Linked DNA regions of Homo sapiens: region 1 is linked to region 2. A link is an interaction called in ENCODE POLR2A ChIA-PET data of the cell type or tissue named here. Cell type or tissue: IMR-90. All regions are shown on one strand. Each heading gives the region's core, and the rest is flanking DNA. Links, peaks and the distances in the headings are about the cores only. Region 1 has its middle 140 kb from the start of LINC02434. Region 2 has its middle 63 kb from the start of LINC01060.

Region 1 (16,702 bases), core at 6,644-10,643, 95 kb after region 2:
ATGCCTTCTTCCCTGGCAGTACACATCATCTCTGTGATTGGCTTTCTATGCAGTGAGAAGCAAGACCTCAAGATTCTTTTGTCTTGAAGAATATTGAGCTCATGCCATGGTGAAATTTGAATTAGAAAAGAAAAAAAAAACTTCTCCCTTCTCCCACAAAAGAAAATATACAGCTCTGCCAAAAGTAATGCACCTTACCAAAAAACTTCTGTGCCTACCCTGAATAGATACAAATTAGCCCCTTCTAAATCTTTGCTTTAAGCTTCCGTTCTCCGTGTACATGGCATTAGATTAAAACTTTTTTTTTCCTTTCTTTTCTTTTCTTTTCTTTTCTTTTTTTCTTTTCTTTTTTTTTTTTTTTTGAGACGGAGTCTCTCTGTTGCCCAGGCCGGAGTGCAGGGGCGCGATCTCGGCTCACTGCAAGCTCCGCCTCCCGGGTTCACGCCATTCTCCTGCCTCAGCCTCCCGAGTAGCTGGGACTACAGGCGCCCGCCACCACACCCGGCTAAATTTTTGTATTTTTGGTAGAGACGGGGTTTCACCGTGTTAGCCAAGATGGTCTCGATCTCCTGACCTCGTGATCCACCCTCCTCGGCCTCCCAAAGTGCTGGGATTACAGGCTTGAGCCACCGTGCCCGGCCAAAACTTTTTTTTCTTAAGAAAGTTTACAATGAACTTGATGGAGTTGCAAAATATTCTTTTTACTTTGGTCATATTTTGATGAGGCACTACCTTAAATTAATTGGAACTAGGTATCTCCAATTAGTAAAAGATGAATCGGTCTCTTTAAAATAAGTCACTCTTTGGAAGCCCGTCCAGTCCTGCTGTTTCTTTCTGTTTGAGCTTCACTTCCAAATTCTAGAGACATTACCTCACCACTAAATAATGACTAGATGCCTTTGAACATTGAACCCTTCCAGAGGAAGGAAGGGTAACATCCCCCAAGCCCCAATTAACAGCACAATTACCTGTTTTAAATTTTGTTAAAGGTAGAAGGAGCCATGAGAAACAGGGTTAGCCACAGTGCTGCCAATGGAGTGGGTTATAGGGAGAAACACAGTATCTTAAATTACAAAAAATCTTCCTGATTCTAACAATAGAGGAAGGAAAAAAGATTATCTATTTGGAATGGAGTTCTGCACATAAGGCTTCTGCACACAGTGCCTTTTGTTCATGAACTATGACATATTACGGTACAAAGTGATTTGGTTTTGCTTTGTATTTATTTCTATAAAAACAGATCTAGTCTTAAACCTCCTTTTCTACCACTTACTACTTTGTGTGTCTTTGAGCAGGGCATTATAATTCTCTGAGTCTCATTTTCCTGCCTATAAAGCCGAATCAAAAATTACCTAACTTGGGCCGGGCGCAGTGGCTCATGCCTGTAATAATAGTACATTGTGAGACCAACGCGGGTGGATCACTTGAAGTCAGGAGTTAAAGACCAGCCTGGCCAACATGGTGAAACCTTGTCTCTACTAAAAATACAAAAATTAGCCGGAAATCTCTTGAACCTGAGAGGCGGAGATTGCGGTGAGCCGAGATCGCGCCACTGCACTCCAGCCTGGGCAACAGATCGAGACTCCATCTCAAAAAAAAAAAAACTTACTCTTTTGAAATTTTTTTCAACCATTTAAAAATGTTCTTAGTTCAGAGGCAATATACAAATAAGCAGAGGGTTGGATTTGGCCTGCAGCCGTAATTTGCCGGTCTCTGAGCTAGAAAAATAATGTGCAATCCAAACTGGAAGGACTCTCTGGCTTATAAGTCAATGTCCATCAGGCCCACCATGATGGTAGGAAAATGGTATCATGGAAACGTGAGAGGACCTCTCTAGTGATATGTTGTGTGTCAGCTTAGACTCAATTCTGATAAAAGTTCTCAGTTTATTCTTCAGGGTAGCAATGTTTAGAAAAGAACATGCATGTAGAACTTGAATTTTACCAAATATCTTACGTTCTTACTTATAGGTGGGGCTAAACCTTGGGTATACACATCCATAAAGATGGAAACAGTAGGCCAGGCACGGTGGCTCATGCCTGTAATCCCAGCATTTTGGGAGGCCAACACGGGTGGATCACGAGGTCAGGAGTTCAAGACCAGCCTGGCTAACATAGTGAAACCCCGTCTTTACTAAAAATACAAAAATTAGCCAGGCGTGGTGACAGGTGCCTGTAGTCCCAGCTACTCAGGAGGCTGAGGCAGGGAATTGCCTGAACCCGGGAGGCAGAGGTTGCAGTGAGCCGAGATCGCGCCACTGCACTCTAGCCTGAGTGACAGAGTAAGACTCTGTCTCAAAAAAAAAAAAAAAGATGAAAAAGATGGAAACGGTAGACACTGGCAACACCAAAAGAGGAGAGAGAGGAAGGGAAGAGAACAAAGGCTACAGCACTTTCTATCAGGAACTATGTTTACTATTTGGGTGACTTGATCAATAGCAGCCCAAACCTCAACATCACACAATATACCCTTGTAACAAATCTGCTCATGCACTCCTGAATCTAAAATAAAATTTAAAAAGAAAAAGAAAAAAAAAACCTTGATTTTAAATGTCCTTCTATTAGCTATGTACCCTTGGGCAAGCCACTTAACCTTTCTACACCTTAGTTTTATCATGTGTAAAATGAGCATAATAATTCCAGTTTTTTAGAGCTGCTGTTATGATGAGAGTGTATATAAACTTAGCCATCTAATATGTACTTGCTCAATAAATTGCAGCAATTATTGCAAATTTAGATTTAGTTTCTAGAATCTATTGTTTCTCACATCAGTTCTGCTTTCTCCAGCTATTTCTTTTCTTTCTTTTCTTTTTTTTTTTGAGATAGAGTGTTGCTCTGTCACCAGGCTGGAGTGCAGTGGTGCGATCTCAGCTCACTGCAACCTCTGCCTCCCAGGTTCAAGCTATTCTCCTGCCTCAGCCTCCCAAGTATCTGGGACTACAGGTGTCCGCCACCACACCCGGCTAATTTTTGTATTTTGTTTGTTTTGTTTTTTGTTGTTTTTTGTTGTGGTGGTGGTTTTTTTTTTCTTTTTGAGATGGAGTCTCGCTCCATCTCCCAGGTTGGAGTGCAGTGGCACGATCTCGGCTCACTGCAAGCTTCACCTCCCAGGTTCACGCCATTCTCCTGCCTCAGCCTCCCGAGTAGCTGGGCCTACAGGTGCCCGCCACCATGCCCGGCTATTTTTTGTATTTTTATTAGAGACAGGGTTTCAATGTGTTATCCAGGATGGTCTTGATCTCCTGACCTCGTGATCCTCCGGCCTCAGCCTCCCAAAGTGCTGGGGGATTACAGGCGGGAGCCACCATGCCCGTCCTTTCTCCTGCTATTTCTAAGCTATCTATTAATTGTAGCAATGTCCTTATAGCTACATATAACAGGATTAACTGTTGAGATATTCATACTTTTCTTGTTCCTACTGCTACAATAGGAACTGGAAACAGTGAAAAGATAAATCTCTTAACATCACCCTCATCTCTTAAAACCTCAAGTTCAGCCAATTATTGTATTATAATGCTAAACATCAACGCTGCAAGACTGGGGGTCACATGCACCTTGTGCCATGCCATATCCTTAGCACTTGGAGCAGCACCTGGCACAAACCAGGGCTAAAAAGCTGTTTGCTGAATGAATGGAGGCGCTAAGCCAGAAACTGCAATTGCTTAAAATATGAAGATGTCTCTCATCTAGCTCACACAGTGATTCTAAAGTAATAATAATTAGCTGAAAACAAAAAAACATGAGATAGGCCCAGTGCGGTGGCTCACACCTGTAATCCCAGCACTTTGGAAGGCCAAGGTGGTTGGATCACCTGAGGTCAGGAGTTTGAGACCAGCCTGGGCAACATGGTGAAACCCCGTCTCTACTAAAAATACAAAAATTAGCCAGGTGTAAAGGGTCGCACCTGTAGTCCCAGCTACTCAGGAGGCTGAGGCAGGAGAATCGCTTGAACCCACGAGGCAGAGATTGCAGTGAGCCGAGATCACACCACTGCACTCCAGCCTTGGCGACAGGGCTAGACTCCATCAAAAAAAAAAAAAAGAGAGAGAGAGATACTTTATGTAAAAGAAATTTGAATTTTTATATTCAATTAGAACCTACAAACTCATATGACAACAGGATCTGAAGCTAAGGTATGTTTCTGTTCTAAGTGGCAGGCCTATCCATCGGCAGTAAAAACACATTGGTTTGGTTTGGTTTGGGAAAAAGAGGGAGCAGAGAGCCTGGTACTTCCTAAGCAGAAGAGAGTGGTCCAACTCAAAGAGATGGAGAGCAAGAAGACAGAGGCTTCGATGTCAAGGCCAGTGCCTGACGCCCCTATAGCATTCTGCAAGGTGGCTGCATCCCTGAAGAGGAAGGACCGTGAATGACAGAAACTGGGAACTCAGCCGAGAGTGCTCAACCTAGATGGCAGCCATTGATGAGGGGCCCCACTGAGGTCACTGAGACAGTTCTTAATGGGCCTAGAACCAGGTGCCTGGCAAGTAGTGAGATCTGTATCAGTAAAGGTATAGGTAGCTGTTGTAACAAAGTCCAATATGTGTCCAACATGTGTGTGTATATATGTTTGGGTGTGTATATTCTATATTTCCAAACATTTATTTTCTGTATATCCAAACACAATAGCAGTTCTTTATCAAATCCAAATAGCTATTCGTGATTATGCATATGACCCTTCTTCAAATGCAGATTCCTTCCTTCTTGGCTTCTCCCGCCTCCTACACTGTCTTCTAAATTTTCATCTGAAACAACTAGGCTAATGGGAAGGAATGTGCAGAACTACGTGTGAGACATTCTTTAGTTTGGGTTCTCCAATGGACAGAAGACATGGAGAGGAAGGTTTGCATGAAGTGTTTTTCTGTGGGAGCATTTATGGAATCAAGTATTTTCTGTGTCATTGAATACACTGACAGGGAAATAAAGATACTGACATAAAGCAAGTTATTCGTCTGTTTTCAGTCTTCACAATGAATAAGAAAAAGGCATGGGCTGGGCACGGTGGCTCACGCCTATAATCCCAGCACTTTGGGAGGCTGAGGCAGGCGGATCATGAGGTCAGGAGATTGAGATCATCCTGGCTAACACGGTGAAACCCCATCTCTACTAAAAATGCAAAAAAATTAGCCGGGCGTGGTGGCGGGCGCCTGTAGAGCCAGATACTTGGGAGGATGAGGCAGGAGAATGGTGTGAACCCGGGAGGCGGAGGTTGCAATGAGCCGAGATCGTGCCACTGCACTCCAGCCTGGGCAACAGAGCGAGACTCTGTCCCCCCACAAAAAAGAAAAGAAAACCGCATGCTGTAGACTGACTGTGTTAAAATCTAACCCCCGCCTGGGCGCGGTGGCTCATGCCTGTAATCCCAGCACTTTGGGAGGCTGAGGTGGGCAGATCATGAGGTCAGGAGTTTGAGACCAGCCTGGGCAACATGGTGAATCCCCATCTCTACTAAAAATACACACACATACAAAAATCAGCCAAGTGTGGTGGCACGTGCCTGTAATCCCAGCTACTCAGGGGGCTGAGACACGAGAATTGCTTGAACCCAGGAGGTGGAGGTTATAGTGAGCTGAGATTGCATTACTGCACTCCAGACTAGGAGACAGTGAGACTTCGTCTCAAAAAAAAAAAAAAAATCTAACCCCCATTTTGATAGAGGTGAGGCCTTTGGGAGGTAATTTGGGTTACATGAGGTCACAAGGGTGGGGCCCCTCAATGGGATTAGTGCCCTTCTAAAGGAGACCCCAGAGATCCCCTCAATTCTTCTGCCATGTGAGGACACAGCAAGAAGACACTGTCTATGAACCAGGAAATGGGCCCTCACCAGACATGAAGTCTGCCAGTGCCTTGATGTGGGACTTCTAGCCTTTGGAATTGTGATAAATAAATGTCTGTTGTTTATAAGCCATCCATCTATGATATTTTGTTACAGCAGCCCAAATGGAGGAAGACATGGAATGATGCATCTTTATTGAACCTGTGAAGTGACTCAGAAAAAGCCACTCAACTTTAGCTGTTTATTTCTTTTGTACAGTTATACTACTGAGTGGCCAAATAGAAAGGAGTCCCAAAAGCTAGAGTAGGAGGGAGTTTATCTTCCAAATTCCAGGACTCTCAAAAATGAATAATGGTTCAGCCTTAAGGAAGAATGTCAGACAGTCCTTAGCACATTCTGGAAGAAGAGCGTTCAGTCAGTTTGAGATATGTCTGCTGGCCAGGGAGAGAGCCTTTAAGAGCTAGGATGATCTGCTTCCACACTGCTGATTGAAGGAAAACCAGGGCTGGCCGTGTCTCATCCGTTCCAAAGAGGAAGGGAGGTGTGGGCATGCTCTACCACTAAGCAGGGAAGAAGGAGGAGGGATGGGGGCAAATTGGGTGTTTGGGGGATAAACAGGAACTGTAATCGGGGAAGGCAGTTCCAGAAGATTTTGTTACTGAAATTCTAAGTAGAATGGACTTCATTACAATGTCGTCAAGCCTGTAAAAAAATCAGGTGTCAGGATTGTTGAGTAATTATCTTAAAAGCTGGCACTGGGAATCCTGCTATCCTTTGTGGAAATTATCTTAATAAGCTGTTTGGGGTGAAAGGTGATACTCTGCAAATACGGTAGCAGGAAGCGAATAAAATAATTGAGCCTGCTGTTCTACAAATTGATAGTAACTGAGGAGGAGAATCTGAGGAAGCAGAGGGAACAGGGCACACACAGGAGAAAAATGGGAGCGGCAGAGGACAACAGGGCACTCTGAAGGACTGGACAGCTTCCCTCCTTAGAACAGTCGTTCACATCCCAGTGATAAAAATCCTCCTCTATCTCACGAGATCAAAAAAAAGGCATAGTTATATTAAACAAAGGACTCTGGTTATTTGGTTTGGTTTTGTTTTTGGTGGAAAAATCAAGGAATGGAGTGAGTTAAACATACACATAAATGCTAGAGTAGAGATAAAGGAATAACAGCAAAGAACGTAACAGAGACCAGAATGAGGGCCCAGAAATTAATCATATGGATCCCCTCCACACACACACACACACACACACACACACACACACACACACACACACTCTTATCCACAGATTTGCAGAATTATTGAAGAGGGCATTGAACTTTACAGACAATATGAAACAGAGTGAATGTTAAGGTTAAAAGAAGACTCCGAGTGACATGTAGCTTACAGGTTTTCTCATGCACTTAACACACATACACGCTGAAACCAAGTTCTACTTTCCATCTCAGATGTCTTTCGTCCTGGTATTGGCCTTTTGAATTAGGAAAATGAACTGATTATCAAACAAAGGAACTGTACTGTGCCTTGACAAACTATCAAAAACTGAAATACACTCTTCCCCGGGGCTGCCTGCTCTTAAGATGATGAATATGCCTTTAACGATGTGGTATCTTCCCGGCTTCCACCCACTGAACTCTACCCAGCGCTGCAATTGCCGCAGTCAATCCTAGGCTTTTCCAACACTTGAAATCCAGCCAGCAGGGGACTGCAATACCTCCTCTTGGAAGGTTAGCAATGAGGGATTCATCACACTACGTGTGTCAACACCCCATCATTAAAGGACCCAGTGCTATTTGCCTAGCAGTCGAGTAATCCCATTTGGGGATACTGGGATCACAGTATGTAGTGATCACAACACATAGCACAGGACCCTCTGCTATATCTGCACTGCAGAAGTAAGAAGCCAGACCCAGATTGCCCAGAAAGCTGTGATGTGTGACTGCCTAGAGAAAGACCTGCAGTCTCCCCCTAAGTGCCTGGGACATAGGACGATTTTTGTCCAACTCTCCATCCTTTGACTAACTACTCCCCAAACTACCTTTGAGTAAAAGCTGATTGTGATAGGTTTTTGTTTGGGTTTTGTTTTTTGTTTTTTGCTTTCAGTAAACTCACAAAGTGGGAACGTCAACTCAGAAGATCTGAAGAGGAAGAAACGGACCAAGTTTTTAAAATAGATTCCCATCTCTTCACAGAAAGGCATTAGATGGTAGAGAAGGGCTATTGGGAAAGATCTCTCTCTAACTCTCCAAATGGACACAGCAACCCACTTCAGGAGCTGGGGAAGTGTTGCAGTGGGGTGTCCAGTCCCCCACCTCCTCCTCTCCAGTGCCCACTCGCTGGATTCTCAGAGAAGGTCCAATCACAGGCTCATAGCCACGCTTCTCAATGGAAGTGTGAAAGAGATAAGGGTGCAAAGTGGCAGCAGCCGGGCCGGGCACGGTGGCTCACACCTGTAATCCCAGCACTTTGGGAGGCCAAGGCAGGCAGATCACCCAAAGTCAGGAGCTGGAGACCAGCCTAACCAACATGGGGAAACCCCATCTCTACTAAAAATACAAAAAATTAGCCGGGCGTGGTAGCAGGAGCCTGTAGTCCCAGCTACTCGGGAGGCTGAGGCAGGAGAATGGCTTGAAACCTGGAGGCGGAGCTTGCAGTGAGCCGAGATCGCCCCACTGCACTCCAGGCTCGGTGACAGAGTGAGACTCTGTCTCAAAGAAAAAAAAAAAAAAAGATTCCAACCCTTTTCTTAAGTGTCAGTCTGTTAAGTTGTGCTCTCAAATGGTTCCTGGTTCTTTTCATGCCCTTTCCCCAGGAATGAGTTGCTTCCCTGCAGCTGATCAAAGCTTCTTGTTAGCAATGGTTCTTAAGAAGAAATGGCCAAGAGTCTGGGTTCCCTGACCAGCCTCTCCTATCACCATGACACCGCTTCGATGTCTAAGGACACTCCAGGCAGACTCGTCAGCACCAGTGAGTCCTTCAGTTCTAATGTGTCATGTAGCAGTTTAGCTCATGAGCTGGAATGAATCATGCAGAAACTTTAAAAACCTCATGAATGCTAGGCTGAGCATCTACACTACTCAGTCCATATTTTATTTTCCCTGTCCTCTCCCAAGCGTCGCTTGATCTTTTAAAGACCCAAGACTTGAAAGAAACCCTCGGGTACATCTTACTGCACTTAGTGTACAAAATAAGAGAAAGAGCCAGAAAAAAAAGTATTATGTTATAAATATATTTATAACATTTTGTATCTGATTACTAAATTACTAAATTAATACCAATTTGTTAGAGAATTTGATAAATATGAAAACTCAAACGACATTTTAAAAGTACTCATATGGTCACATCACCTAATCTTAGTTGCTATTTGATAAATTCTTCCTTTAATTATACTCTAACTATATATTTGTTTTTACATCTTTATAAACCTTGTGCATGTACTAGTTTCAAATTTGTGCAAAGTTTTCCAAGCAAAATAGGAATGTGATTATAACTCTGCCTGAGAAAGCTATGTGTGGTGGTTGCATATATAAAACTGGATTGAAGGAGGAGAATCTGGAGTCCAAAGAATCCACATGAGGCCGGGCTGAGTAGCTCATGCCTGCAATCCCAGCATTTTGGGAGGCTGGGGTGGGTGGATAACCTGAGGTCAGGAGTTCAAGACCAGCTTGGCCAACAGGGTGAAACCCCGTCTCTACTAAAAACACAAAAATTAGCTGGTCATGGTGGCGGGCACCTGTAATCCCAGCTACTCGGGAGGCTGAGGCAGGAGAATCACTTGAATCCGGGAGGCAGAGGTTGCAGTGAGCTGAGACCGCGCCACTGCACTGCAATCTGGGTGACAGAGCAAGATTCTGTCTCAAAAACAAACAAACAAAAAATGAGAACAAAACAGGCATGGAAAAAGATTAATGCAGTAGCAATGCAAAGAAGCTGCCAGGTGAAAGAAAAATCTTTTCCAAACAAGCATTTGTCTAAGTCAGTCTTTTCTGTAGAGTTCTGAAGGAAACCAGAGGGCAGCTGTCCCAGATGAGTAGGTAACAGTTTCACAGGTAACCAATTCTCTCTCTCTTTTTTTTTTTTTTGAACTTAGGCACAGTTGTAAATAAACACTCTATCACTTATTTACCTTCAATTTTCCCATTCTTCTTCTACCAGCTTTCCTAATTTTAGCAACTAGAAAAAGAAATGTATATAAAGAATAAAATTTATGATGCCAGTGTGAAGACTTTCCTGGCTGCCTTCTAATCATTTTGACCCATGCTCCTACTTTGTATGATTTCCTAGAAATGTCACTAGAAAGTGTTTATTGTTAAGTGCTCGGATATTAGCTGTGTGCTCCTTGATGTCAGCTTACTTGATATGTTCCATAGGTGTGGCATATACACATTCTTTACTGTTTACCAAAATTGAATTGTCAAGATTTTGTATTCATCATCAAGTGGTGCATCTGACCATGTTTCTAGATTTGGGAGCAAATCTGGATTCTTCTTTGGAGGTTAAAACAATACAGTGTGCACACTAGGAAATGACTAATTGCTTGATGCATGAATGTGTTACAGCAGAGACCATCATAACTAAACATTAGCACTAATTTTTAAATGGTATATTTGAAACAAAGAGGTTTCAAACCTGTTTATTAATATAAAACAGGATAAAGGTTTGCACCTGTTCAATTAAGAGAAATTAATAGTGTCATTGAAGTGTAGTGTGAAGGTCTGCAGAGGTGAAAAATTTTTTATAACTAATAAGATGGTTGTTTAGAATTCCTTTGTGCCCTCTGAGCACCATGGGAAGGAAAAAAAAATATCACCCATATCTATGATTCCCACTGCCTCCTTTCAACTGACTTACCATGTGACTGAGTTGAGCTGATTGGCCCCCGGGGAAATGACACACACTCCCTGTTAGCCACTGCCTTCTGATGCATACTGGCATCAAAAGGCAGTGGCTAATGCCTATGGACTTTCCTGAAAAATGAGCAGTAAGAAAATTATGCAATCAGTGAGCTAAATCTGGGAAGCAAGGGAAAAATAGAAAATTGCCAGAATTCATGCCTGCTTCTTCTTTTGGAAAATAATGGAGAAAAAGAAATCCAACAAACCAATCAACAAATTTCCTATCTCATTTAGAGCTGGCAATTTCCACAGCTCCGTTTCCAACAGACAGCATGGGCTCCAGCCAGCATTTTCCTAGTCTCAACCAATAGATTGCTTTCCGTAAGCATGTATTTCATCATTCTAAGGCAACAATGTGCCTGAATTAACTTATAACTATACATAGATTCATGGATAGATTTTTCATGCTTTACCATAGGAAAAAGCAGCCCAATATGGAATTAGTTGTATTTGGCCTGTCAGAGGAGCAAAGTTTAATTCACCATAAAGAGGACAGAAAGACGTTTGTTCACATGGTCTCAGCCCCTAGACTTTTTCACTTTCTCTTGCATGTTAAGGGTTTCTTCTTGGCACCAGAAAACAAGACAACACTAGCAAATGTCTGATTAAACTAAAGCATTTTATGTTTGCCAGTACAATTTGATTCTTCTTGTTGCCATTCGTGAGTAATTTTCACTAAAAGTATTATGTTTGTAAAAAGATGTATCTTGAAAATAAAAAACATTTTTGCAATATCTAAAAATTTACTTAGTACTTTTCTGCAATGCATTGGCATAAATACTGGGCTTGTGGAAGTGGTGACATGGGTATATAAAGAGGAATAAGGCACTGATACTGCATTCGGAAGAGAGGCAAATGCAACATGAACACCAAGGAACTAGCCTACCCCAATAACAGCAGGACCGCACAGTCAGACAGACCATAGGGAATATTGCCTGACATATCTAGCCCCAGATCTCTAAATGTAAATGCTCTGTTTGGGTAAAGAGCCACCACTTCAACATCTATTATCCTGTCACTGCGTCCCAGGAGTATGGCAATGGTAGCATGTCCTCCAATACCCATAGCAGCCTGGGGATAGGTAAGTTGACAGGAAGGAAGGGGTTGTTTTCAATCTTGTTCTAGCATCATGAAGAGTGTCTGTGGCTTTCAAGCCTTTGCTCAAATGTCACCTTCCTAAATAATCCTATTTAATATAGCAAACTGCTATATTATATATCCGCTATACTGTATATCTGCCTCACAGCTGCGCTACTACCAACAGTATTTGACCTTGTGTCTTATTATTGTTTGCTTCTTCATTATACATATTGTATTGTCTGTTTCCCCCTTAGAACATACACAAAACAAGGGGAAAGACTTTGGGCAATGTTTGTGCCCTAAAAAACAGTGCCTGCCATAGAAAAGATGCTTGATAAGTATTTGCGGGAAAAGCAAAGGAACAAAGAATATTAATAATTGTAAATCATTGTGTGAATAAGCAATTTGCAATTATTAATATAGGAGTTTGGAGCAATGACTTTAATGTTAAAGACCTCGAATCCTACAGTCTAAGTTACTGAAATGTTCTACCCCTCCATGGGTCAGGAGGAATGAATGAACTCAACACATGGCATAGTCAGTGTATTGCACCCTCAGTAGATAGTAACTATTTGCTGCTTCATTATCATTCTCAGGTGGTAAACATGCTATGCTGAAGACAAACTAAATGCACCTCATTTGCAATATGATTTAGGGTAAGCCACCAAGACTAAAGAAATCCTGCTCTGCATTGTTAAGTTTATCTCATTGGAAAAAAAAAAAAGAAAAGGCAAAGAGATAATTTACTTGAACATCCCAACACTGTATAAATAATATGGTGATCTAAATGGAAAGCTTTTAAAAAGTCATTCAGCCGGGCACGGTGGCTGGTGACTGTAATCCCAATTACTCAGGAGGCTGAAGCATGGGAAAGATAACAAGGCTCCCTTCTCTCTCTCTCAAAAAAAAAAAAAGCCATATGAAAAATTTCCTTCAACCTGAAGATAACATTCATTTACTTGTTATATTATTTTCTACCATGACCACTGGGAAACCTTATTCTTCACACAGCACATCATCCTCTGTCTACTTTACAATATACAGCTCTGCCAGAAGTAATGCACCTTACCAAAAAACTTCTGTGCCTACCCTGAATAGACATAAATTAGCCCCTTCTAAATCTTTGCTCCAAGCTTCTGTTCTCCGTGTACATGGCATCTGATTAAAATTTTTTTCTTTTTTTCTTTTTTTGAGATGGAGTCTCACTCTGTCACCCAGGCTGGAGTGCAGTGGCATGATCTCGGCTCACTGCAACCTCTGCCTCCCAGGTTCAAGCAATTCTCCTGTCTCAGCCTCCAGAGTAGCTGGGATTACAGGAACCCACCACCATGCCTGGCTAATTTTTTTGTATTTTTAGTAGAGACAGGGCTTCACCATGTTGACCGGGCTGCTGTAGAACTCCTGACCTCAGGAGATCTGCCCACCTTGGCCTCCCAAAGTGCTAGGATTACAGGTGTGAGCCACCGTACCCGGCCTCCTCTCTCTACTTTTATGCTTCACATGGGCAAGAGCCTGAGACCAGTTCTTTAGGTTTCTCTTCGCAGCTTTGATCCCCACCCTCCTGGAAGCGCCAGCTCCAGCTACCTTGGAGAGAGAACCATTGCAGCAGCTATGCCTGTTGCTGGTTGAAGAAAAGAAAGCACCTCTGCTAAAAATGTAAATGTTCAGTAGTATTCTTGTATCAAAGTGGTTCTAACTGAAACTGTCCGTAAAAAGTACAAGACAGGTATATACGCACTGCTCAAAGCAAATAAAAAGAAGCATGGTCTTCTGTCGAAGTTTTCACGGACCAGTTAGGACGGCTCAGGCACCAGCATTAAATGGGGGCAAACTTTTGACTGTGGTGACCTATTTTGCTGTGTCGATCAAATCTCTTGTCATTGAAATTTATTCTGTAATGCTTTTTACAATTCAAATTTTGAATTATTCATTACATTTCAGATGTATATATGTGTGTGTGACTATCTATTGTGTAGGTTTAGCTTGTGTTTCAGGTATTGGTCATTTACATAATTTATATAGATTTACTGAATTATTCAGAAATAGAAACATAAATTCAGTGTGAAAGGTAAAGTTACATATGGGCTAACCCACAGACTTCACTACACCCAATCTAATGCAAAGTTGTGTTTTGTTTTCCGCTTTTTAATTGCCAAGTTTAAATTCACAAATCAGGTTAAAGAATGTCACCTAAATAAGTGTGGCCATAAGATCAGCGAAAAATAAATAATCAATTGCCAATGAAAGTCTCGAAGTTCTTAAAGAAAATACATTTATGATCAAATTTATGAGCCCTTATTAGAAATGTAGTTTACTTCTGTGAAAGCTAAGCAAGCAAACACGAAGATGGACTGCAGATAAGGCCACAGTATGTAAAAATCCAGGTTCTGATTCTACGTGATCCTTTGTCTAAAATATTGCAACTGTAGTTAGCCCTGTTTAACGATACAACTGTCCTTTGCATCCACACTTAACCAAATTCCTGCAATAATGTTACTAAAATGTAGCAGGAACAGAGATTTCACTTATAACAAGAGATGTCTGATTCAAGCATTTAACATCTCGCCTTTGAGGTATTTTTCTGGAGGTTTTAAACAACCATCCAGGCAGTTCCTATTTTAATTTATGTGGCTCTGTGAGTCGCCATGATTGTATTCTATAATCAGCCAAAGGTCCACCAGCTCCCTTCAAAGGTGTAACTTTCCTTTCAATGCACTGGCCATGGAGGCACGCGGACAGGCACTCAATGCCTCCTTCATCTTCATGGAAATGTCGACTTCGAGACACAGTATGCTCGTTTCTAACTTTATTCAGCAGAAATGTTTGAAACGCATTTTTAACCTTTTGCTGCATACACGGAGGTTTGGAGCAGTCCCCACTACTTTTTGTCAAATCCAGTTCCAGCCAGCCCATCTGGCCAGATTGTGTCAACACAACTGGGCGAGACTAACTTCTTGTCCTTAGATTCAACTTGAAATTCTCAATCACATGTTTATTTAACCTCTAACTCAGGAAAGAATTGGCACTGTAGGTAATGCCAATCTGATTTAATATGATTGTTGTTTAACTATATTTTACCAAAAAAATTAACACTCTGTATTAGAATTTTATGTACCAGTTATTATACATCACTGGTTTTATAGTTATATTGAATATTATTGACTATTCCTCATTAAATTGTGCTTGAACTTACTATATTTAAAATGTGGTAGTATTTCAATCTTCAAAATAAAAAATGGGTATCTATTAATAATTTACTGCAAAAGATTTATCCTCACTTTCATGTAACACTTTTTGTTTGCTTATAACACTTGCCTTCCATTTAATTTTGGAAATGTTTCTAACTCAACTGAGCTGAATTGTTTATTTATTCATTTTCATGAATCAGTTGTAATCGTGTGGAGTTTATCAGTGGGTAAGTATTGTAGATAGTGTAAATTATGTATCCTGCTCGACATTAAATCCACTATTATTAATATTTTTACTTTATTTTACAGAAAACTATGTTATATTAAAAATAATTTTTAAAAGAGGAAGTTACGTTCAAGTTACGGAGCTATGTCTGAATTTGACATTTTTCTCTTTCCCCAGATACCACAACCACATGACCCTTACTTTCGTGGTGTAAAGACTGAGCACAAAGTCAGCTCCACTGGAGGAAAACGCTCTTTACTGGAACCTTTCTACAACACTGCCAGTTCAAGCAAACAGATTGCTTATCCTTAAATAAGTGTTTTTTTTAAAAAAAGAAAAGGACAATCTGTAAATATAAATTACAAAATTACAAAAGAATAAAAGCGGGGGGGCTATAAGTCCTTTTCACATGTACCATTCCTTTTTTTTTTTTTTTTTTTTTTTTTTTTTGACAGAGTCTCCCTCTGTCGCCCAGGCTGAAGTGCAGTGGTGCAATCTCGGCTCACTGCAAGCTCCGCCTCCCAGATTCAAGCCATTCTCTTGCCTCAGCCTCCCGAGTAGCTGGCACTACAGGCGCCCGCCACCACGCCTGGCTAATTTTTTTTTTGTATTTTTCGTAGAGACGGGGTTTCACTGTGTTAGCCAGGACGGTCTTGATCTCCTCACCTCGTGATCCACCCGTCCCGGCCTCCCAAAGTGCTGGGATTACAGGCATGAGCCACCGCACCTGGCCATGTCTGGCTAATTTTTGTATTTTTAGTAGAGACAGGGTTTCACCATGTTAACCAAGCCAGTCTTGAACTCCTGACCTCAGGTGATCCACCTGCCTCAGCCTCCCAAAGTGCTGGGATTACAGGCGTGAGCCACCTCCCCGGCCACATGTACCACTCTTACACTCCATCTACCCAGCTCTGTTTCTATACAGTTCCTATTGTTTTATCTCATTAGAGTGGCTCCATCTCTTTTTTCGATCACCAGTCCATGAAATAGTGAGCACGGCAGGGCTGAACACATGGGCCTGAGCACACTCTGCAGGCGTCTGTCCAGGACAGCCATGAACCAGCAGCAGCATCTGTGAAAGAAGGCCTTCAGTCAATTACAAATTCACGTGGGTGACTATACAATCTACAAGTCACTAGCTTGCCCAAAATACTCCCCAGAATGTCTTTGTCACATTTTTTATTGAAATTCATATATGACATGTTGATAGCATTTTCCAAATCTTCCTGTCTAAAAAGACTATTTTAAAAAGTAGTTAATAATCTGGTATTTCTTAATCTTAGTTAATTTATCTTAGCCTGATTACCATTTGCTTTGTGAAAGCTCATAAGCCGTTATATAATTATTCACTCTAGAATTTTATTATACCTTCAAGCTCTCTGAAATGGTGTTGTATTTTGTGGAATCGATCATGTTATTTTTTATTAAAAATCACTGCTCTCCCTTATTCTAAATCACATTTCTCACAATTATATGCCTTTCTGACACAAAGAAGGAAAATGTACTATAATAGGCAAAGTTCAGTGAAATCA
Region 2 (16,702 bases), core at 5,286-9,285:
ATTAAGGCTTTGAAATGAGATCATCTTGGATTATCTGGATGGGCCTTAAATCCTTTGAAGACACACAGGAAAGAATGATGTGGTCAGTTTTAACATGTAGATTGTATTTTAATTCAAGTATAGTGAGGCTGTGAAAGGAATATAAAAATCTCAGGACCCCAAACTCACTATGCCAAAGGGAAAAGTGAAGCTCAGTAACTGCATCATGCAAAAACTGCCTTCCATTTTGTTCCTAAGTAGATAGCTGCAAAGACAGAAGGCCACATGTCTCCCCCGGTGGCCTCCTTCACAAATTGCTCACAAGGAAATTCCTCGTGGGCCCCAAGAGCTTTACCCTAAAACAGAACGCTGTTCTATTTCACCTTGACAATGTAAACTAACAGCTTATCTTCACCGGTACCTTGACAAAGACAGGCCTAGAGGGCATCCCTTGGCTCACCTGAGAGGAATGCATATTTGAGCACCTCCTCTATGTTTACTTTATCTTATGCAAAAATGCAGACGCACTGAGCACTATGCATAATTCACTGTTTCGCTACCCACTCCTTTCACATGTAAAATGTAGATTCAGTAAGTGCTAATCAAAGCCTCCAAAGACTAACCACTTTCCTGTTTTGTCTACCTTCTCTCTCTTTTTTTTATCCTCTTTCTTCATCTGCCCTCCCTTTTCCCTTTAAATCAGGAGTGTCCAATCTTTTGGCTTCCCTGGGCCACATTGGAAGTATTGTCTTGGGCCACACATAAAATACACTAACACTAACAAAGCTGATGAGCTAAAAACCAAACACACAAACCAAAAAATGGCAAAAAATAAAATCCCATCATTTTAAGTAAGTTTAGTAATTTGCTAATTTGTGTTGGGCCTCATTCAAAGCCATCCTGGGCTGCATGTGGCCCTTGGGCTGTGGGTTGGACTAACTTGCTTTAAATATTGAAGTCCTCAAACCCTGTTTGCATGGCCACACTGGTGATCTACCTTGCTTTATATATGAAGTTAAGTTTGTAAGTATTAGTGAATATGCCTAATAATTTGATTTATTTGTAGCATTTGCATCTAGAGAATGCTTTAAGTCTCAGTTTGTTAGCCAATGGTGTAGTCACTAACTGTATTTTTAAAATAAAAAATGCTGTTGGTAAATCGTGACTACTGACCTGGCACTAAAAATGTTTAAACTTACATATTTTTGTCCCAGGAAAATGGTGATACTTTTCTAATTATGGAACAGAGACATGTGTATCCATTTCCTGCTTGTTATAAAGACCTACAGAATGCTGGCAATAGATTGAAACTATCTTCAGGAACTCTTACTACTATTACTACATAAGTCCATGCCATTGGGTCTAGAACTGACCAGCGACTCCTATTCCAAGTGGAGGTTTCCCTGCAGTCACATCCCTATCCTGTCTTACAGCTCTCTGTTAAATGCCAATCTTTTTCTTTTGCAGGGAAGAGCGTGATTAAAGAGCTCTTGTCTCCATATTGGAAACTGGCCCTGATCACTGTGGCAGCACACTGAAGTATGTGATAAATAATTTATGAACCTCGGAGGTCTGCTGTGGGGAGATATTCACCTTTGCTCCATCCGTGCACCACACATCATGCGTCAGCGCCAACACGGGCACATGCAGTTCTGCCTCAAGGTGGGTAAAGCTACACGTTCAACAAACCCGTGAGTAGAAGTGCACCAGGGGAGCTCTGCTGCCGCAACGAGACCACTTCTGGTAATTTGGGAGCAAACTGCTTTGACCAGGAACGTTGGGAGATTATACATAGAAAAGAGGTGTTGGAATTCCTTTTTATAAATGATAAATATTACCACAAAAGGATAAAAATGGAAGATGGTTTTGAATGTCGGCAAAACTGCCCGAGAACTTTAATTAGGACAATGTCGCCACAACGACTGCTTTCAAAACCATAACTTTCAGAATGCTCTGGGCACCACATGTGCCACATGAGACTTGTTAAGGCAATTTCCATTGTAACAAACAGCCTCAAAAAAAATAAAATAAAATAAGTTGCACATGCATCAAATTTGCTTTTAAAATTATACAGGATTTAAAAGAATTTTATGGCCAGATATATTGAGCAGAGCAAAAACTTTTAACAGAATACAGAGAATAAACAGAAACTATTTATTTATACATTATTCACAAATATTCCAAGTTCTTGTTTATATCATTTGCCTTTCATCAAAAGATAAAATAATAACACAGTGTTAACAGAAAAACTTCAGTAGAATTAAACTTTTGGGTTTTTTGAGACGGGTTTTGCTTTTGTTGCCCAGGCTGGAGTGTAGTGGCACGATATCTGCTCACTGCAACCTCCACCTCCCGGATTCAAGCGATTCTCCTGCCTCAGCCTCCCAAGTAGCTGGGATTACAGGCACGCACCACCACGCCTGGCTAATTTTTGTATTTTTAGTAGAGATGGAGTTTCACCATGTTGGTCAGGCTGGTCTCGAACTCCTGACCTCAGGTGATCTGCCCTCCTCAGACTCCCAAAGTGCTGGGATTACAGGCGTGAGCCACCGCACCCGGCCAGCTGAATTAAATTTAAAGGAGTTTACTTGAGCAATGAATGATGCGTGAATCAGCTCCCAGAATCGCAGCAGATTCAGAGAGACTCCAGCACAGCCACATCGTGGAAGAAAATTTGTAGACAAAAAAAGGAAAAAGATGTACAGAAATCGGAAGTGAGTTACACAAACAACTGGACTGGTTACAAGTTTGCCTTACTCGAACACAGTTTGAACACGCAGCAGTGTGTGAGTGGCTGAAGTATGGCTGCTGGACTGGCGATTGTTCCACGTACATACTCCTAAATTAGGTTTTCAATCTTGTTGTCCTATTAAGTTAGGTTATGGTTCCTCTACAAGGACTCAAGTATAGAAGTATAGAGTCCTTCCCAGGCCATATTTAGTTCGCTTTAACAATAGATAATTCTTTTTTACAATTTGAAGTGGCTGTGTTCTTAAATTATGAACTATTCCTTACATTTCTTTATATTAGAAATTCCTAGCCTTTAAAGTAACAAACAATACCTTTAATTTATTTTCATTAGTGCTTTCTGGCCAACAATACTGTAGTATTTATTAGAAACTCATAAATTAATTTCATCATAAAGAATTATTTGATAATGCTTACTCGATACAATGTGATTTTACATATAACTACACATTAAAATTGTAAGTGCCTTAACATATATAATATTATAAAAACATAGTTATTAAGAAATGTCCAAAAGCACATTGAAAAATGTGGGGCATTTATGATTTTTTTTCAAAGTAAGATTCACTTCCATAATTGTAAGAAAATCAGGCATGTCTATTTAGGTATTTGCTTATGATGTGAGCAAACCTTTATTGTGACAATCATGGGATAAGTAAAAAGAAGTAAGACACAAATCATCTTAAAGGTGTTCTATATATATATGTGTGTGTGTGTGTGTGTGTGTGTGTATATATATATATATATATTTTTTTTTAAGACAAAATCTCGCTCTGTCACCCAGGCTGGAGTGCAGTGGCGCGATCTCGGCTTACTGCAACCTCCTGGTGAGCTTTTCTCCTGCCTCAACCTCTCGAGTAGCTGGGACTACAGGCACCCGCTACCACGCCGGGTAATTTTTTGTATTTTTAGTAGAGACGGGGTTTCATCGTGTTAACCAGGATGGTCTTGAACTCCTGACCTCGTGATCCACCCACCTCAGCCTCCCAAAGTGCTGGGATTACAGGTGTGAGCCACTGCGCCCAGCCCTGTGCACAATACATTAACAGACAGATTGTAAATAATATTATAAAGTGATAAGATGACAAAACAAAACTACAGATAAAATTCTACAGGAGCAGCCAGTAGAGAGTGATTGATCCTAACTGAAGTTTAGGAGAGACTTTATTGTAAAAACATCACTTTAGGGAGCTTTTGACAAGTCAGTCGAGCTTCATACACAGAGAAACTGGGGAAAGGGGAGGGAATAGCATAGAGATGAAAAATAAGGCGTGTTTTAGTTACTACAAATATAGAATTTGAGTTAATGCATACTGTAAAATTTGCACACTACCTACCTAATGTACACAAGTAGCCGTAACTGAATAAAAGGGCTAAAGAAAGAAATAGTGGTAAAATAAAAGTATTAACTTATGTCAACAGTGGGTTTTTTTTTCCTATTTTATTTGTTTATTCCTGGATGGATTTAGTGGATTCCTCTCTATGTCCTTTTACTCTAACCACATCGATGCATACCTGACTGATTTGTAAATGCTAGCATGTACATTTTCTGCACGAGGGCTTTCTCTGACTCTGAAACCTCCTTGGCTACTTTTTCTAGGCCTGAAATGCTGGAAAGTGATCACTCATAGGTACAGCCACGACCAATGGCTGATGGAAATTGGTGTGTAAATATTACAATTACCTTGGCCCACGGGTGGGATTACTCAGGTACACATTTTACCCTGGCTTCTCGGTTTCCGCAGTAGGATTAAGCTCCAGTTGTCCACAGTGATAACGCCCTTGAAAATAAAGCCTTTTTTGTCATTATTTTCTTCCCTATCTCACTTCCTATTCTTTTCGGATCATCTACAAAATAAACCCCTCGCACTTGAATGGCTATTTTGGTCTGGGTCCCAAATTGAAATGTACATTGGGATAAAAGTACATGAAATAAAATTAAATTACACAAGCAAGAAATAAATTTTATTTATTGTAAGCCAGTGAAACTTTGAGGTTGTTTGCTGGGAAGAATAACAGGATCTGCAATGACTAAACAATAATCTATTAGAGAAAAGAAGTCAACTACAAAATTGGAATAAAAAGCATTGTGTTATAAATAACAAAGAAGGCACTTGAAAAACAGTTGCTTCTTTTACTGTCTGAATTCACCATGGAACACGGGTTGGGCCAAAATGTGGAGATTTGGAAAAGAAAGGAGAATAATACAGGTTGTTCAGCAGAAAAACAACACAACCAAATTTTGGATGAGTGTGTTGAGAGAAAATTAAAAGGAAGTGAATCTGTATAAAGATGAGGTCAATTTCTTAATTGAACCCACCACTAAAATCTGCTTATCCACTGAATCTTCTGTCTCATTAAACATAACCACTATTCTCTCAGTCACCGAAACACAATGTGCGCCATTTGCTTCTCCCATCCCTTCCGGCCTCTCAGAGCCACTCCCCACCCCTACTCAATGGATTTGCTTCTCCCATCCCTTCACTCAGGCCTCACTCCGGCCTCTCAGAGCCACTCCCCACCCCTACTCAATGGATTTGCTTCTCCCATCCCTTCACTCAGGCCTCACTCCGGCCTCTCAGAGCCACTCCCCACCCCTACTCAATGGATTTGCTTCTCCCATCCCTTCACTCAGGCCTCGCTCCGGCCTCTCAGAGCCACTCCCCACCCCTACTCAATGGATTTGCTTCTCCCATCCCTTCACTCAGGCCTCGCTCCGGCCTCTCAGAGCCACTCCCCACCCCTACTCAATGGATTTGCTTCTCCCATCCCTTCAGTCCGGCCTCACTCCGGCCTCTCAGAGCCACTCCCCACCCCTACTCAATGGATTTGCTTCTCCCATCCCTTCAGTCCGGCCTCACTCTGGCCTCTCAGAGCCACTCCCCACCCCTACTCAATGGATTTGCTTCTCCCATCCCTTCACTCAGGCCTCACTCCGGCCTCTCAGAGCCACTCCCCACCCCTACTCAATGGATTTGCTTCTCCCATCCCTTCAGTCCGGCCTCACTCCGGCCTCTCAGAGCCACTCCCCACCCCTACTCAATGGACTTGCTTCTCCCATCCCTTCACTCAGGCCTCACTCCGGCCTCTCAGAGCCACTCCCCACCCCTACTCAATGGATTTGCTTCTCCCATCCCTTCAGTCCGGCCTCACTCCGGCCTCTCAGAGCCACTCCCCACCCCTACTCAATGGATTTGCTTCTCCCATCCCTTCACTCAGGCCTCACTCTGGCCTCTCAGAGCCACTCCCCACCCCTACTCAATGGATTTGCTTCTCCCATCCCTTCAGTCCGGCCTCACTCCGGCCTCTCAGAGCCACTCCCCACCCCTACTCAATGGATTTGCTTCTCCCATCCCTTCACTCAGGCCTCACTCCGGCCTCTCAGAGCCACTCCCCACCCCTACTCAATGGATTTGCTTCTCCCATCCCTTCACTCAGGCCTCACTCCGGCCTCTCAGAGCCACTCCCCATCCCTACTCAATGGATTTGCTTCTCCCATCCCTTCACTCAGGCCTCACTCCGGCCTCTCAGAGCCACTCCCCACCCCTACTCAATGGGCGGATCGTACCAATTCTACTACCTAGGTATTTCTCAAATTTAGCCCTCCTTTTCACTCCATGCCTGCTCTCTCAGTCAGATCCTGACTTTCTCTTGCTTGATCCATCATAATATCTTGGTTCCTACACTTCCCTCCTTGAATCCTGCATCCCTCAACTCTTATCTTCCACTGTGAGGAGTGATTGAAAACATGAATCTGACCAAATCATCATTCCCCGTGTTAGCACCTGCAAGCAGACTAAATGTGGCCCTCAAGGAGAGTGAGAAAGACAATCAGTTGAGGTGTAGAAGAAAATATGAGAAACTTTATCTATTTTTTTTTTTTTTGAGACGGAGTCTTGCTCTTTCGCCCAAGCTGTAGTGCAGGGGCACAATCTCGGCTCACTGCGGCTCTGCCTCCTGGGTTCACGCCATTCTCCTGCCTCAGCCTCCCGAGTAGCTGGGACCACAGGCGCCCGCCACCACGCCCGGCTAATTTTTTTTTCCTTTTTTCTTTTTTTTTGTTTGTATTTTCAGTGGAGACGGGGTTTCACCGTGTTCGCCAGGATGGTCTCCATCTCCTGACCTCGTGATCCACCCGCCTCGGCCTCCAGAAGTGCTGGGATTACAGTCGTGAGCCACCTCGCCTGGCCAACTTTATCTATTTTTATTTCGTTTTATAAAATAAAATAAAATACTAACATTTAATATATGGGGAGACCATACAACGTGTAGAGAAATTTATAAATACATATAGATATATTAGAGGTGACTGCTTGAGAAAGTTTTACTAAATAAATGTATAATCAGAAAAGCCTAAGGCCAGCTACTCATGCCTGTAATCCCAGCACTTTGGGAGGCCGAGGTGGGTGGATCACGAGGTCAGGAGTTCAAGAACAGCCTGGCTAAGAGGGTGAAACCCCGTTTCCACTAAAAATACAAAAATTAGCTGGGCATGGTGGCAGGCGCCTGTAGTCCTAGCTACTCTGGAGGCAGAGGCAGAGAATTGCTTGAACCTGGGAGGCGGATGTTCCAGTGAGCCGAGATTGTACCACTGGACTCCAGCCTGGGCAACAGAGCGAGGCTCCATCTAAAAAAAAAAAAAAGTCTGGAGGCAACTGGCATAAAGGCTAAAATCTGAGTTCCTTAACGCAGCATGCATAGCAAACTCCAGCTTCAACTTCCTACTGCTCCACACAAGGAACTCCACAAACTAGTAACAGCAGTTGGTGTTTAGTTCCTTGATTCACATCATGCTATTTTATGTTTCTGTATATGTCCTTCCGTCAGAAACACTCTTTTCACATGTTTTTGAATGATCTTTTCAAGGATATTTGCACTGGGAACAGCCTCGGAAGGTAAGGTAGCTTTTCAAATTCAATCTCCTGCAAAACCGCATTCAGTGACCATCAACTTCAAGAACCATCTCTTGAACTTTCACGACAGGCTAAGTGCACCTCAGTGTGCTCTCAGAGCACCCCTTGAATGTTGCTGTCATTGGCTGGGTGCGGTGGCTCACACCTGTAATCCCAGCACTTTGGGAGGCCAAGGCAGGTGGATCATGAGGTCAGGAGTTTGAGACCAGCCTGGGCAATATGGTGAAACCCCATCTCTACTGAAAATACAAAAATTAGCTGGCACATGGTGGCGGGCGCCTGTAAACCCAGTTACTGGGGAAGCTGAGGAACCAGAATCGCTAGAACCTGGGAGGTGGAGGTTGCAGTGAGCCGAGATCACACCACTGCTCTCCAGCCTGGGTAACAAGCAAGACTCCATCTCAAAAAAAAAAAAAGTTGCTGTTGCTGTCGTCACTTATATCCCATGCTATGAAAAATACTGTTTATGCCAGGCACAGTGGCTCACGCCTGTAATCCCAGCATTTTGGGAGGCCAAGGCAGGCAGATAACCTGAGGTCAGGAGTTGGAGACCACCCTGGCCAACATGGCAAAACCCGTCTCTACTAAAAATACAAAAAAATTGGCCGGGCGTGGTGGTGCACGGCTGTAATCCCAGCTACTCAGGAGGCTAAGGCAGGAGAATCACTTGAACTCAGGAGTCGGAGGTTGCAGCGAGCCAAGACTGTGCCACTGCACTTTATCCTGGGTGACGGAGTGAGACCCAATCTAAGAAAGAAAAAGAAAGGAAGGAAGGAAGGAAGGAAAGAAGGAAGGAAAAATACTGTTTCTGTGTCATGCGTCTTTATGCATTGTTTCTTCTATTCATTGGAAGCATTTTGGGTCAAGAATCATGTTTTATTTATCTTGGGATTTCTAGGATCTATAAGAGTATCTGTTACAAGATTGGGACCCAGTAAATGTTTGCTGAACTCTTATATGCTACAGAAGAAATAGCTAGAAAGCTATTGCATGTGGGCGGCAAGCCACCCAGGTGCCGAGGCAAGAGACCAAGGCAACAAGCTGTTCCAGTATAATAAAATATATAAAATAAGAATAGTTATACTAGATATAGATCATAGATATGATTATATATGAATATCATTAATCATTAGTTTGTAGCAATTACTCTTTATTCCAATATTATAATAATCCTTGCTCTATGATCATAACCTAGGAAAAACTAGGCCATACAGAGACAGGACATAGTGAGAAGTGACCAGAAGACAAGAATGCGAGCCTTCTGTCACGCCCAGACAGGGCCACCAGAGGGCTCCTTGGTCTAGTGATAACGCCAGCGTCTGGGAAGACGCCCGTTGCCAAGTGGACTGTGGTCTAGCGGTAGCGTCAGTGCCAAGGAAAAACACCCACTACTTAGCAGACTGGGAAAGGGAGTCTCCCTTTCCCTGGTGGAGTTTAGAGAAGACTCTACTCCTCCACCTCTAGTGGAGGGCCTGACATCAGTCAGGCCTGCCCACAGTTATCTGGAGGCCTAACCATCTCCCTGTGATGCTGTGCTTTAGTGGTCACACTCCTAGTCCACTTTTATGTTCCATCCTGTACACCTGGCTCTGCCTTCTAGATAGCCGTAGCAAAATTAGTGAAAGTACTAAAAACCTCTGATATGAAGAAATAATGGCGTAGGCTGTGTCCTCTCTCTCTCTCTGTCTCTCCACCTCGGCTGCCAAACAGGGAAGGGCCCCCTGTCCAGTGGACACATGACTCATGTGACCTTGTCAATCATTAGAGATGACTCACACTCCTTACCCTGCCCCTTTTGCCTTGTATCCAATAAATAACAGCGCAGCCAGGCATTCAGGGCCACTACCGGTCTCCGCATCTTGGTGGTAGTGGTCCCCCAGGCCCAGCTGTCTTTTCTTTTATCTCTTTGTCTTGTGTCTTTATTTCTACAATGTCTCATCTCCGCACACGGGGAGAAAAACCCTCCGACCCTGTGGGGCTGGTCCCTACAATTGTAAAAGCCCAGATGTGTGTGTAAGGAGAAAAAAACAAATTCTTGGTGCCTTCATTTTTCAATTTCATGTAAACTGTGGAGAAACACTTAATTGTAAAGGGTCTGAGGTTTACTCTACTTGCAATCTAATGAGTTACATTATCATTGTTTCATGGATGTTGGCAAAAGACACAAGACTCCTAGGCTAAAAAAGGGAAAAGTTGTATACTGAGTGGATTTTCTTCATAGCTATGGAAGCTGGAGCTTAGGAAACTCCAGTCATTTATAATGGACCTTGTATTAGTCTGTTTTCATGCTGCTGATAAAGACACACCTGAGACTGGGCATATACAAAAGAAAGAGTTTTAATGGACTTACAGTTCCACATGGCTGGGGAGGCCTCACAATCATGGCTGGAAGTAAAAGGCACATCTCACATGGCGGCAGACAAGAAAAGAGAACTTGTGCAGGGAAACTCCCCTTTGTGAAACCGCTAGATCTCATGAGACCTATTCACTATCACGAGAATAGCATGGGAAAGGCCTACCCCCATGATTCAATTAACTCCCACCAGGTATCTCCCACAACACATGGGAATTGTGGGAGCTACAATTCAAGATGAGATTTGGGTGAGGTCACAGCCAAACCATATCAGACCTCAAGTAAGTTTGCTCAAACTTTGTCCTAAAAGTAGTCATTATTTTAATTTTCCTAAACACCAAGAAAACCTGCCCTCTACCACAGAGGGAAAAGCTACCTTAACTTCCAAAGCTGTTCACAATGGCAATATCCTTGAAAAGATCATTTGAAAGAAAAGCTGCCAGAGTCTCTGTTTACACCACATGTGAATATATGAAATACTCCTGGGGAATCATCTCCCAAATACAAGTAAAGTATCCTAAAATATACGAGAAGGTCCTAGAGCATTTGATTTGACCAAGCTTGTGAGAGTCTACTTAAAATGAACTGTTCTTATTCTTCTGTTTTAACTGGACTTTCACTCATTTATTAAGTTTAAAAATGATCCTCCCACTGATCCAAAATTAATTTGAAGCTTTGAAAAAGGAATTACTTTTATGCTAGAAAACAACTATTTTTACTTCCCTCAAACCCAAGTTATTCAATAACTATATTATCTGTGTATATATTTACATCCTTAAGAACAGGGATCTTTGACTCTCCCACCAGGCATAGAAAAGAGGTTTATCCTTGAAGAGTTTATATCTGAAATGGACATGCCCTGTGAAGTAGTGAGTGCCAAAACACTGAGACTCTTGAAAACTTGTATCTGGATTTTGATGGTGATGTTACAAAACTTGAAACTTTTGGAGTAACCACCACCAAAGCATCAAAGCCAAGAAGTCCAGCAAGTACTTCCACAGTAACTAACGTGACAGATGCTCCTACAGCCCCCAAAGCAGGAACTACACCTGTGGCACCAAGTGCACCAGACATTTCTGCTAATTCTAGAAGTTTATCTCAGATTCTCATTGAACAGTCGCAAAAGGAGAAACAACTGGTCACTGGTATGGATGGTGGCCCTAAAGAGTGCAAAAATAAAGATGACCAGGGATTTGAATCATGTGGCAAAAAGGTATCAAATACTGACAAGTCTTCGAGGCAAGATAGTGACTTGAAAACATCTGATGCCTTACAGTTAGAAAATTCTCAGGAAATTGAAACTGCTAATAAATATGATATGACTATAGATATGGTACATGTTGATGCTGAAAGACCCAATGTTCTGGAAAACCTAGACAACTCAAAGGAAAAGACTGTGACATCAGAAGCAGCTAAAACTGAAGATACAGTTCTCTGCAGCAGTGATACAGATAAGGAGTGTTTAATTATTGATACAGAGTGTAAAAATAATAGTGACGGAAAGACAGCTGTCATGGGTTCCAACTTAAATTCTTGACCAGCTAGCCCAAATTCTTCCTCAGGACAGGCTTCTGCAGAAAACCAGACTAATACTGCTTGTAGTCCAGAAGAGTCATGTGTTTTTATTTTTTTACTTTTTATTTATTTAATTTTTTTTGAGGCGGAGTTTCTTTCTTGTTGCCCCAGGCTGGAGTGCAGTGGCACGATCTCAGCTCACTGCAACCTCTGCCTCCCAGGTTCAAGCAATTCTCCTGCCTCAGCCTCTCAAGTAGCTGGGATTACAGGCATGCGCCACCACACCCAGCCATTTTTTTTTTTTTTTTTGTATTTTTAGTAGAGATGGGCTTTCTCCACATTGGTCAGGCTGGTCTCGAACTCCTGACGTCAGGTGATCCACCTTCCTCAGCCTCCCGAAGTGTTGGGATTACAAGCGTGAGCCACCACGCCTGGCAAGTCATGTATTTTTTTTTAAAAAAACCTATCAAATGAGTATATAAAAAATTTGATCCTGTTGGAGAAATTTTTAAAATGCAGGATGAGCTCTTAAAGCCAATTTCCAGAAAAGTACCCAAATTGCCCTTAATGAATTTAGAAAATTCTAAACAGCCCTCTGTTTCTGAGCAACGGTCTGTCCCTTCAGATGCCTCTAGTTGGCCGAAATTGGATGGCCTTCTGCATTTCAGAAGCCAAAAGGACGATTGCCATATGAACTTCAGGACTATGTTGAAGATACGTCGGAATACCTAGCTCCTCAGGAAGGAAACTTTATTCATAAGTTATTTAGCCTGCAAGACCTGTTGTTACTCATGTGCTGCAGTGTCCGGAGGATGGAGACAAGACCACGTTCTAAGAAACAGAAGAAAATCGGAAAACAATTTCCAGTTTATGTACTACCAGAAGTAGAGAATCAAGCTGGTTATGGAGTTGAAGCTCTGACTGAAAGTGAACGTTGTCGCTTGTGGACTGGAAGTTGATTGCATTCCAACAGATATTTTACATTGGCCATATCGATGCATTTACTTCAAAGCTTTTTCTACTGGAAGAAATTACCTCAGAAGCATTAAAAGAAAAGCTTTCAGCACTCAAGATTTCCAATGTATTTAACATTCTCCAACACATTCTAAAGAAATTAAGTAGCTGGCAGGAGGGTTCCTACTTGTTATCTCAGGCAGCAGAAGATTCTTCACTCCCAATCCATAAGACCTCTGATGGAAAAGTTACTAGGACAGCATACAATTTGTATAAAACACATTGCAGCCTTCCTGATGTACCTTCCAGTCTCTCAGTTCTCTGGGTCCGATTAGATCCTAGCCTGTTATGACCATATCATATCCATCATGGAAGAATAACTTGTACTTTTCCACCTAAATCACTGGATACCACAACACAACAAAAGGTTGGTGGAACGAGAATACCTACAGGCAGCCACAGGAATCCAGTTTCCATAGAAACCAAAAGCAGTTGCTTGCCTGCTCAGCAAGTTGAAACTGAAGGAGTGGCTCCGAATAAAAGAATAACTTGAGGACTGCACCGTGGAAAATTAAATTTCAAAAAAAAAAACAAACCCAGTTATAACAATGTTTAATTTAGAAAAGTTTGAGGGAAAATATGACTAAAAGCTCAGTAGGCAAGAGGAACATTTTTCCTGTAGTATCCTCACGAGTTCTTAGAGTGTCTTGAAAAAATATGTTGGCTATGTGAAAGAATGCTTCAACTAAAATGGAATGTTATGCTGTTCACTCCTAAACTTTGAGGAGCATCTTGATATGTTTTAACATTATCATGGCAGGGAAATATATAAAGAAGAAAAATATTTTTACATTAAACCTTTTCTAAAAATTGTAAATAGAAAAATAATTTGATTTTTTATCAAGAATGACACTTATCAATATATATTATGTTATATTGCCAATCTGTTGAGATTGACTCAAAAGGTTAAATATTGCCACTGTTGAAGATAATTATGAGTATCGCAAACCTTGTTTCTGACCCATTTTGATAGTTTCTATATACGCCTTTAAAATGATGAATGTTGCGGGTTAATAAAGTTAATACCTTTAAAACTTGGTGAAATACCATTACAGAAGCCAAAAATAAAAACTCCCTGCCTCTGAAAAAAAGGGAGGTTTTTCTTCCTTTCCTTTATTTATTTTTGGTTTACATATTTAATTATAACCTATAACACTATATTATTTATTCAAAATTGCTTCTAGATATATCATTGATCAATATTGTCCTATCCAGATGTCATCAAGAAGGCTGATAAGAGATGCCCAGTGCTCTCCTACTCCACAAAGGACCAAAACAATTAGAAAACAACACATCAAATAGAGTGTATAGGAGAAAACACTGGAATTCAGCAAGAAAGTGATAAAGACCTTCTGATGCACAGAGACTGGAGATGGCAGCATAAAGAGGAAAGTGAAGAGCCTGGCTGGGATCGGCTCATCCCAAGAGACACTCCTCACCACACAGAAAGAGGTAAGTTGATCCCCAGGAATAAATTTATAGAAATAAATGCCTGCTTTAAAAAAGTAGAAAGATTTCAAATAAACAATCTAACAATGCACATCAATGAACTAGTAAAGGAAGAACAAACTAAACCCAAAATTTTAAACTAGAAAATAAATAAATAAAGATCAGAGCAGAACTAAACATAGTAGAGACTAAAAAAAAATTACAAAAGATCGATGAAATGAAAACTTGCCTTTTTGAAAAGACAAACAAAAATTGATAAACTGTTAGCTAAACTAAGAGAAGAGAGAGAAGACCCAAATAAATAAAATCAGAAACAAAAAAGAAGACTAACAACTGAGACCACAGAAATACAAACAATCATTAGAGACTATTATGAACAACTATCCACCAGCAAATAGGAAAAACTAGAAGAAATGAATAAATCCCTGCACACATACAACCTACCAACATGAAACCATGAAGAAAAAGAAAACCTCAACAAACCAATAATGGGCAATATGATTGAAGCCATCATAAAAAGTCTCCCATCAAAGAAAAGCCCAGGACCTGGTGGCTCCACTGCTGAATTCTCCCAAAGATTTAAAGAACTAATACCAATTTGACACAAGCTCTTCAAAAAAATGGAAGAGAAGGGATCATTTCCAAACTTCTTCTAGCAGACCAGCATTACTCTGCTACCCAAACCAGACCAGGACACAAAAGCAATAGCGACAAAACTACAGATCAGTATCCCTGATGCACCTAAATGCAAAAATCCTGAACAAAATACCAGCAAACTGAATCTAACAGCACATCAAAAAAATTATACACCCATGTTCAAATGGGATTAGTCCTAAAAACGCAAGGATGTTTTGGTATACCCAAATCAATAAATGTGATACATCACATCAACGGAATTAAGGGCAAAAGCCATAGGATCATCTCAATAGATACAGAAAAAGCACCTGATAAAACTCAACATCCCTTCATGACAAAAAATTCTCAATAAATTAGGCATGGAAGGAGTGTACCTCAAAATAATAAAGGCCGTATGTAACAAACCCACAGCTGACAGCATACTGAATGGGGAAAAACTTTTCCTCTAGGAGCTGGAACCAGACAAGAACGCCCATTTTCACTACTCTTATTCAACACTGTACTGGAATTCCTAGCCAGGGCAGTTAAGCAAGAGAAAGCAATACAATACAGCAAAATTGGAAAAGAGAAAATCAAATTGTCCCTCTTTGCAGATGACATAATCTTATATAGAGAAAAACCTAAAGACTTCACCACAGAATTCTTGGAACTGATCAGTGAATTTGGTAAAGTTGCAGAATATAAAATCAACATATAAGAATTAATAGCAAGTCTATATACCAATAACAAACTAGCTGAAGAAATCAAAAAAGCAATCCCATTTTTAATAGCTACAAAAAAATAAAGTACCTAGAAATAAATTTAACCAAGGAGATAAAAGACCTCTACAATGAAAACTACAAAACACCGATGAGAAAAATTGAAAAGGACACACCCACCAAAAAAGAAAAATTCCATGTTCAGATTGGAACAGTCAATATTGTTAAAATGACCATCTTAATCAAAGCAAGCTACAGATTTAGTGCAATTCCTGTTGCTACCAAAGCACAGGGGTTCAGTCTAGGTCCTGCTGCTTGCCACACAGAAAGCCAGTCACTGAAACAATGAGTATTGCCAAGGAAGAAGGATTTAACGGAGTGCTGCAGCAAAGGAGATGGGAGATTAGTATCAAATCCATTTCCCTGACTGGCTATAACTAGTGGTTTATATAGCAGGGAAGAAATGTGACAATGTCTAAGAAAAGGGAGGAACTAGGGAGGAGCAAGAAAGTAATCATGATGAATGAGGGGTTTGGCATCTCATTGTCTGGATGTGGTGATCAGGTGAGTTTCAGTTCTTTGATACTTTTTTTGAGACGGAGTCTCACTCTGTCACCCAGGCTGGAGTGCAGTGGTGCGATCTCTGCTCACTGCAGGCTCCCCCCCCCCGGGTTTTCGCCATTCTCCTGCCTCAGCCTCCTGAGTAGCTGGGACTATGGGCACCCGCCACCTCGCCCAGCTAATTTTTTGTATTTTTAGTAGAGACGGGGTTTCACCATGTTAGCCAGGATGGTCTCGATCTCCTGACCTCGTGATCCGCCCGCCTCGGCCTCCCAAAGTGCTGGGATTACAGGCGTGAGCCACTGCGCCCGGCCTCTTTGATACTTTTTTTGAGAGCCCTGAATGTCATCCTGAGGAAGGAACACAGATAAAACAAATGCAAGCTTCAAGCTTTAAGAACAGAAGGATCAAATTCTATGTTTATCCAAAAAAAAGCTATCTATGGGACTACTGGACTGGTTTCACTATCAAAATACCAATGATATTCCTCACAGAAATAGAAAAAATATTCCAAATCTTGTATGGAACCACAAAATACCCTGAATAGCTAATGCAATTCTAAGCACAAAGAACAAAGCTGGAAGTATTATACTACCTGTCCTCAAAATATACTACAAAGCTCTAGTAATCAAAACAGCATGACACTGGTATAAAAGCAGACACATAAACCAATGGAACAGACTAGAAAACCCATAAATAAATTCTCTTATTTACAGTCACCTGACTTTTTGACAAAGTCACCAAAAACGTTGAAAAGTGGATATGCATATGCAGAAGAATAAATCTAGACCTCTCTCTCTCTCTCTCACACCATACATGAAAATAAATTCAAAATG

What was found. ChIA-PET counts read pairs that join two places held together with the same protein. Peaks named below come from ENCODE experiments on the same cell type or tissue, not always from the same donor. Only the 100,000 strongest peaks of a DNase experiment are listed, where the experiment ranks them.
Region 1: POLR2A ChIA-PET joins it to region 2 with 11 read pairs; 2 of 35 experiments call an interaction of 5 or more read pairs at or near these places.

What each region holds. Positions count from the first base shown.
Region 1 is chr4:188,290,111-188,306,812 of GRCh38, reverse strand. No RefSeq gene overlaps it. Among named protein-coding and RNA genes, the nearest start is that of LINC02434, 140 kb to the right of the region's middle. In IMR-90, for the core only: no CTCF peak of the experiment used is centred there; a DNase peak (open chromatin) is centred at 8,752.
Region 2 is chr4:188,383,784-188,400,485 of GRCh38, reverse strand. It overlaps the pseudogene ICE2P1. Among named protein-coding and RNA genes, the nearest start is that of LINC01060, 63 kb to the left of the region's middle. RefSeq lists an enhancer at 163-914. In IMR-90, for the core only: a CTCF peak has its summit at 8,930 (motif pointing right); no DNase peak of the experiment used is centred there.